Regions from separate parts of the Homo sapiens genome. Here region 1 is linked to region 2. The links are chromatin contacts, found by Hi-C or POLR2A ChIA-PET in ENCODE. All regions are on one chromosome and are shown on one strand. The core of a region is the stretch at or near the end of the contact, and the rest is flanking DNA. Distances in the headings are between cores, read along the strand shown. Region 1 holds the start of IRAK4 (interleukin 1 receptor associated kinase 4). Region 2 holds the start of LRRK2 (leucine rich repeat kinase 2).

Region 1 (3,336 bases), core at 688-3,187, 3.5 Mb after region 2:
ACCCACTATACTCCAGCTACTCTGGCCTTCTTCAATAGTTTTGTGCTAACTGTTCCTGTTGTTTAAATTGTTCCCTCCCCAATCATATAGCTGCATCTTTTAGGATTCATTTCCTCAGAGAAGTTTTTCCTGACCAATAATCTACAGGAACCTGCAAGTGATTCTCTTTTTTTTTGAGACGAAGTCTCACTCTGTCGTCCAGGCTGGAGTGCAGTGGCATGATCTCGGCTCACTGCAACCTCCGCCTCCCGAGTTCGAGCGATTCTCCTACTTCAGCCTCCCGAGTAGCTGGGACCACAGGGGCGCGCCACCACGCCCGGCTAATTCTTGTATTTTTTTAGTAGAGATGGGGTTTCACCATATTGGCCAGGGTGGTCTTGAACTCCTGACCTCGTGATCCACCCGCCTCGGCCTCCCAAAGTGCTGGGGTTACAGGCGTGAGCCACCGTGCCCAGCAAGTGATTCTCTTTCACAAAACCCTATTTAATTTTCTGCATAGCAGTTCTAGGTAAAGTTTTTCTTTATTATTTATTGTATATCTCCTCCAAAGAGAATGTTAGTTCCACGTGAGGAGTAACCTTGTCTGCCTTATTTACTACTGATGATCACACATTTTGAACAGTGTCAAGCACATGGTAGGTCTGCAATAAATACTATTGTTAAATAAATGAAATAACTAGTACAAAATAAGAGCTGTAGGAATGAAGTGGAAGATAATTAGAAGAGGCATAATGCAAGAAGTGGCCATCTAAGTCCTCCATAGTTCAAGAGATAGAAATGAGGCAGAGACCTCACAAGTAATGTACAAACAAAACATGCAATGTGTGCAAGAAAAACAAGCAGTCCAGATACAGAGCAGTGGGGATGGGAATGCAGGGAGACTACAGTGCTGGAAAATGTAGCTGAGTTAGTACCAGATTATGGAAGATGTTGAATGCCCTGACAAGGACTTAGAATCTATTGGGTGGTCAATGGATGGCTACTGTTAGTGTTTGAGTAGAAAAGTGACACAATTCCAAAACATGCTTTTGGAATTGTAAGATGATTCTGATGGAAATGAGCAAGATGTATCCGATGGAGTAACAGTTAGAGGAGTTCAAAAACAAAACAGCATGGTCAAGAACATAGCTGTAGGGATTGGCCCTGAAAGAATAATGATCTTTTCTTTCTCCCAGAAAAAAGGAGGAAGACAGACATTCTAAGCAAGTGAAACAGGTAGGGAAACTTGGGGAGAATGTAATTCCAGCATCCTGGTAGAAGAGTGGAACTGACCTGGAGGACAGCAAAGGAGCCCACGTGGCGTTAAGCCTGAAGGTGCAGTATTCCCATTCAACAGAGACTGCTGCTGACAGTGGGCGGGGGAGTAGTTTGCTTGGCCCGTGGTTGAGGAATTCGTTGGCGGAGGAGGGATCCTGAGAAGGTACTAGAAATACTGAACCCAGTCCTGCAGAAGCTACTTAACTTCACAGAAAACTAGGGCGTCGTTGCCCTCCAGCACGTCCAAAGGTGTCCCCGACAAGGCCAGCAGCTCTACCTGTTTCTTCTCCCTCCTCTTACTCTGCCTGTCCAAAGGCACGACACTAGTCCACGTCACCTTTCTTTGGGCGCAAAGGGTATGGATCCTCAATGCCAACCTCGTCACCCCCCCCCCCCACACACACACACACACACACACATACAAGCCCACCATCGCGCAAGAAACTCGACCCCGTCTACCTCGGTTCAGTGGAAGGCATTCATTTGCACAACGCTGTGCGCATGCCCGGAAGCCTTAAGTGTTTCAGCCTCCGACAGGGGCGTAATTAAAGGGGCAGGCGCCCACGTAAAGACGCGCCCTACGCAATACGTGGAGTTTCTCACTTTGTGGAGCCGCCTGGAGGCGCCAAGATGAAGCCCATCGGGGAAGTGGGGCGGGGCCAACCCGGCAGGCCCCGCCCCTTCGCGGCGCTTCCTAGTTCGGCTGGTTCTTCTGTCGCCGGCTTCAGCAGCCCGCGCCCGGGCAGGTAAGGCATTCCCCGCCTTAATGCCTCGGTCAAACGTCGTCCGAGGTCCGCTTCCAGGCCTCGGCACCTCTGCCCCAGGGTTGCTGGGGTCGGCTGCGGAACGGAAATCTCTTTATCATCCGTGAGAAAAGTTAGAGAGGAAGTGGGTTCCTTTGACAGAGCTTACTCCAGAAGAAAGACTTGGGTAGGTCCCCGGTAATCAAGAAGTTCGTCGGCCCTGAGGAAGAGCCTGAGGCTTGGAGGGACGTCACCCAGCTGTTCTGGGGCGCAGTCGGACCTCAAGTTTCTCACCTCTCAGGCCCTGGATTCCGTGAACCCGACTGCGAAATGAAGTCTCTTTTCCCCAGAACCAGGAAGTCAGGCCAGCACCTGACAGATGCCTGTGGCGCCAGCAGCTCGCTGAGCCTCCACACGATTGTAATTCGCTTGTTTCTCCGGCCTCCAAGCTTCCAGGGAATTAGAAAGTGGAGGCGGCTTATGGGATCAGATGAGTACATTCGCAGATGGGGGAAAAAAGTGTACCTGTCAGCTTGGAAGCCAGAGGGAGACAAAGGGATAAAAGCAAACCCTGTCCAGGTGCGGTGGCTCATGCTTGTAATCCCAGCACTTTGGGAGGCCCAGGCGGGCGGATCGCTTGAGGTCAGGAGTTCGAGACCAGCCTGGCCAACATGGTGAAACCCCTGTCTCTACTAAGATACAAAATTTAGCTGGCATAGTGGCGGGCGCCCGTAATGCCAGCTACTCCGGGGGCTGAGGCAGGAGAATCGCTTGAACCCAGGAGGCAGAGGTTGCAGTGAGCCGAGATCGTGCCACTACACTCCAGCCTGGGCAACAGAGGGAGACTCCGTCTCAAAAGAAAAAAAAAAAAAAAAAAGCAAACCCTGAGAAAGCGAGAAAGCACTTTGAGCATTTAGAATGGGAACAAACGGCGCTATTAGTGCTTCAAAAACGTAACTGCCCAAGGCCCCTGGTAAGCAGAGGATACTAAAATCTGCCTTTTCCCTTTCTTGGAGTGGTCCTTGAAGAGGGCTATCGGGAAGTTCAAATTTCTTCTGTTTTCCTGCAGAGCGTTCATTTGAAGTTTGCTTTCTACCTCTCCAAACTGAGCTTCTGATATTCCAGGCCAAACTTGCTCCTTCCTCAGCCTTCTCTATCTCAGTAAATATCGGTAAACTTGGTTATGCTGTCTTCTCACTCTCCACATCAGCCCATAGCTTTCTATTGGCTCCACCTCAGAATCCTAGGACTTCTGCACTTGCTCTGCTACGACCCTGGTCCCAGCCTGCAGCACGTCCCACCTGGCTTATTGGTAGGCTCTCCTAAATGCTTCTTT
Region 2 (2,994 bases), core at 305-2,804:
CATCTTTTCCTCCACCACTGGATGACTTTGAAAGAAATCCTAACCATTTCAACTATAAATATTTTAGCATGTCTCTGTAAAAGTTAAAGACTCTATAACAACAAGACATAGACCCAATATCCAGGTTGAGTAGGAGTTTGCTATCTTACTAATCTAATGTATTAACAAAGTCTAGAGCATTCTTATTAAAGTGGTAGAGCATGAAGAACCTTCTACCTGGAGTTAGGAGATTTGCTGGGTTGAAGTCCTGGCTCTCAACTTCCCACCTGTGTGACTCCAGCAAAGCTCTTCACTTCTCAATTCCAAATCTCAATTTCCTCACTAGTGAAAGAAGGATACATAGTAGTAGTTGTATCCATTTCAGAATTGTCATCAGGATTGAAGTAACAGATGTGAAAACAAAACTAAAATTGTGAAGTAGTAACTTCCAGTCCAATCCTCTTCTTTGTAAGTGATCTTGAGGACAGACACATCACCTGAAGGATAGATCATCTTTGCCTAGCCTTGTCTACAATGTTCTTGCTAGGTTTCTTTTCCTAAAAACACATTACTTAGGTACTTAACAGAACAAACAAACAAACAATCAAAAGACAAAACCAAAAAACTTTGGGGTTATAGACACCCATACTCATAAGTATTTCTGAATACCAAGAGAAGAGTATTTAGGTTTGCTTCTCTCAACTTTTCACCTTTCATTTCATGTACCCTGTCCTTTGTCTCAGCTCTAATAGCTCTGAGAGCTGATTACTTTTCGGGTGTCCCAAGTATCAGGATCCTGCCTAGTGCAACTCAAATTTCCAAAAGTTAATTTAGTGGCCTTTTGGTGACCAGAGCTTCAGATAACTCACAGGGAAACAATGTTTATTTCCTCTCCCACTAACAGTCACAAAAAATCATAAAAAAGAGTAGCGGGGGCAGTTTTGATGGCTAACCCCTCTTTCCATCCTTTGGGGGAAAATTGCTCATCTCCCTATAGGTGGAACTCTAAAGACAATGTATTCCTAAAAGGGGCCATCTGGGCGGTGTCCTCTTTTCCCAGCGCCCTGATTTCTATTCTTAGATCTGGAGATAGGCGGCTTTCATTTTTCCTGCTCCCAGTTCCCAGACCTTCCGTGGGGCCGCAGGATCCCCGGCTGGCGGGTCGCGGAGGGTGGCCGGCCGGGCTGCGCACTGCGCGCCTCCGCTGCGGGGCTCCGGGCCTGTGGACTCAGCGGAGTCCGCTGAGTCAGTTTCTTCCCGCGCGACTCCCGGCCGCGCCGCCGCTGCGGTGGAATCTGGTCCCAGGAGGCGGCGTCCGCCCGGGGTCCGGTCTAGGCGTGCGTGGGGGCCACGGTCACGGTCATCCCAGCCAGGCCCGGCTCCAGCAGCCCCACGGCCGCCGCCAGAGTTCTGCGCGGCCCGTCGCCTCGGCGGAGCCTCTGGCAGGCCCCTGAGCTCGTTTTTGGGGCCTGAGTGGGGGAGGAGGAAGCCGAGCAGGAGGGCTCCGGAGAGGGAGGGCAACGCGGGGCGGGGAGCTGCCTCCTTCCTCATAAACAGGCGGGCGTGGGCGCCGATGGGGCCCGCGGGGAGCGCTGGCTGCGGGCGGTGAGCTGAGCTCGCCCCCGGGGAGCTGTGGCCGGCGCCCCTGCCGGTTCCCTGAGCAGCGGACGTTCATGCTGGGAGGGCGGCGGGTTGGAAGCAGGTGCCACCATGGCTAGTGGCAGCTGTCAGGGGTGCGAAGAGGACGAGGAAACTCTGAAGAAGTTGATAGTCAGGCTGAACAATGTCCAGGAAGGAAAACAGATAGAAACGCTGGTCCAAATCCTGGAGGATCTGCTGGTGTTCACGTACTCCGAGCGCGGTAATCACTTGAAAATAAACTGTGCTTTTATTTTTGCAAACTTTCTCCCCCTCCTTACATTTGCAAATTTTGTCCTCCTCCCCTTGACCCTGCTCAAACCCGGACTCTTAAGGAGCCGCAAACTCCCATATCCTTTCCTTAGGGCAGAAAGCAGCTGAGAATTTCAGGAAGGTCTTCACCTTTTTGACTTTTCTCCCCGTTTCAGACTAAAAAGGAGAGGGGGTGCTGTGGATTGTGACTTTGCTTCTTTTCCCCACCCACTTGTTTTCCAGCCTCCAAGTTATTTCAAGGCAAAAATATCCATGTGCCTCTGTTGATCGTCTTGGACTCCTATATGAGAGTCGCGAGTGTGCAGCAGGTAAAGGCATTGTTTTCACTTCAACTCATTCTCCCTTCTGTTTGGAAGGAGACGTTTTACTGGCAATGTTAATATAGCCGAGAGTTCTTGGTTATTCCCAAAATTTGGCTTGAGGAACCTCTGACTGTGATTTTAAGATGGGAATATTGTTAAATCATTACGCAATGTAAACGGGATGAAGAGCCCCAGTATGTGTTCCCTGAGTGTCTTTAAGAAGTAACTTTATAAAACCAACAGTATGGATGGTGGTAGAAGGAGGATAAAAATGGGTTCGGTTTTAGTCTCGTTATTGGCAAGATGAATTCATTAGTGTTTAGACTTGACTATTCCAAGTATCTTCCCAATACAGAGCATGTCCTAGATGAGAAGATTATGAATAGTTTGGAAAAGGGGAATAATTAATAGTGATAAAATGCAACTTTGTCACTAGCAAACTCTTGTAGAGTTCAGCACTTTTTAAAATTCAAAGATTTCTAGCCTTTAGTTGTAGTATACCTTGTAGTATCTAAAGAAAGTGATGTCTTATGAGACCCTCATAGTTTGCAACTGTTGTCATATAAAATGCATGTAGAAGTGAAACTTTTACAATCTGTACCATAGGAAACCCAGAAATTTGCTATGTATCTTGGATTTTTTTTTAAAGGGGGCCTTAAAAATGGTAATTAAGAATGATTTACAGTCAAAACAAAATTATAGGCCAAGGTGATAACTTCCTTCGGAGCACTTAGAGATTTGGGGAACTGAAATCAGTTTTGTCATCTGCATGTTAACTCATGCAGAGAAAGAGAATTGGACT

Evidence for each region. A loop is a pair of places that touch in the nucleus more often than their neighbours do. ChIA-PET counts read pairs that join two places held with the same protein, here RNA polymerase II (POLR2A). Pooled maps may share reads with other maps.
Region 1: a loop to region 2 is called in a map of ascending aorta, with 4 times the contacts of the local background. The contact joins the promoter of IRAK4 here to the promoter of LRRK2 in region 2. A Hi-C loop is called at or near these places in 1 of 168 maps with a recorded cell type or tissue (ascending aorta) and 7 of 50 pooled maps. POLR2A ChIA-PET finds 5 or more read pairs at or near these places in 1 of 52 experiments (OCI-LY7).

Annotation. Positions count from the first base shown.
Region 1 is chr12:43,757,014-43,760,349 of GRCh38, forward strand. IRAK4 (interleukin 1 receptor associated kinase 4) reads left to right here and starts at 1,938. Exons shown (of 12, transcript NM_016123.4): 1 at 1,938-2,003. PUS7L (pseudouridine synthase 7 like) reads right to left here and starts at 1,777. Exons shown (of 9, transcript NM_031292.5): 1 at 1,717-1,777. RefSeq lists enhancers at 1,465-1,514, 1,855-1,964, 2,585-2,644.
Region 2 is chr12:40,223,443-40,226,436 of GRCh38, forward strand. LRRK2 (leucine rich repeat kinase 2) reads left to right here and starts at 1,555. Exons shown (of 51, transcript NM_198578.4): 1 at 1,555-1,840; 2 at 2,113-2,198. The coding sequence starts at 1,690. It overlaps LRRK2-DT (LRRK2 divergent transcript), which reads right to left and starts at 380. Exons shown (of 9, transcript NR_186757.1): 1 at 217-380. It overlaps LINC01779 (long intergenic non-protein coding RNA 1779), which reads right to left and starts at 1,461. Exons shown (of 1, transcript NR_186584.1): 1 at 1-1,461. RefSeq lists a silencer at 1,321-1,680 and an enhancer at 2,879-2,968.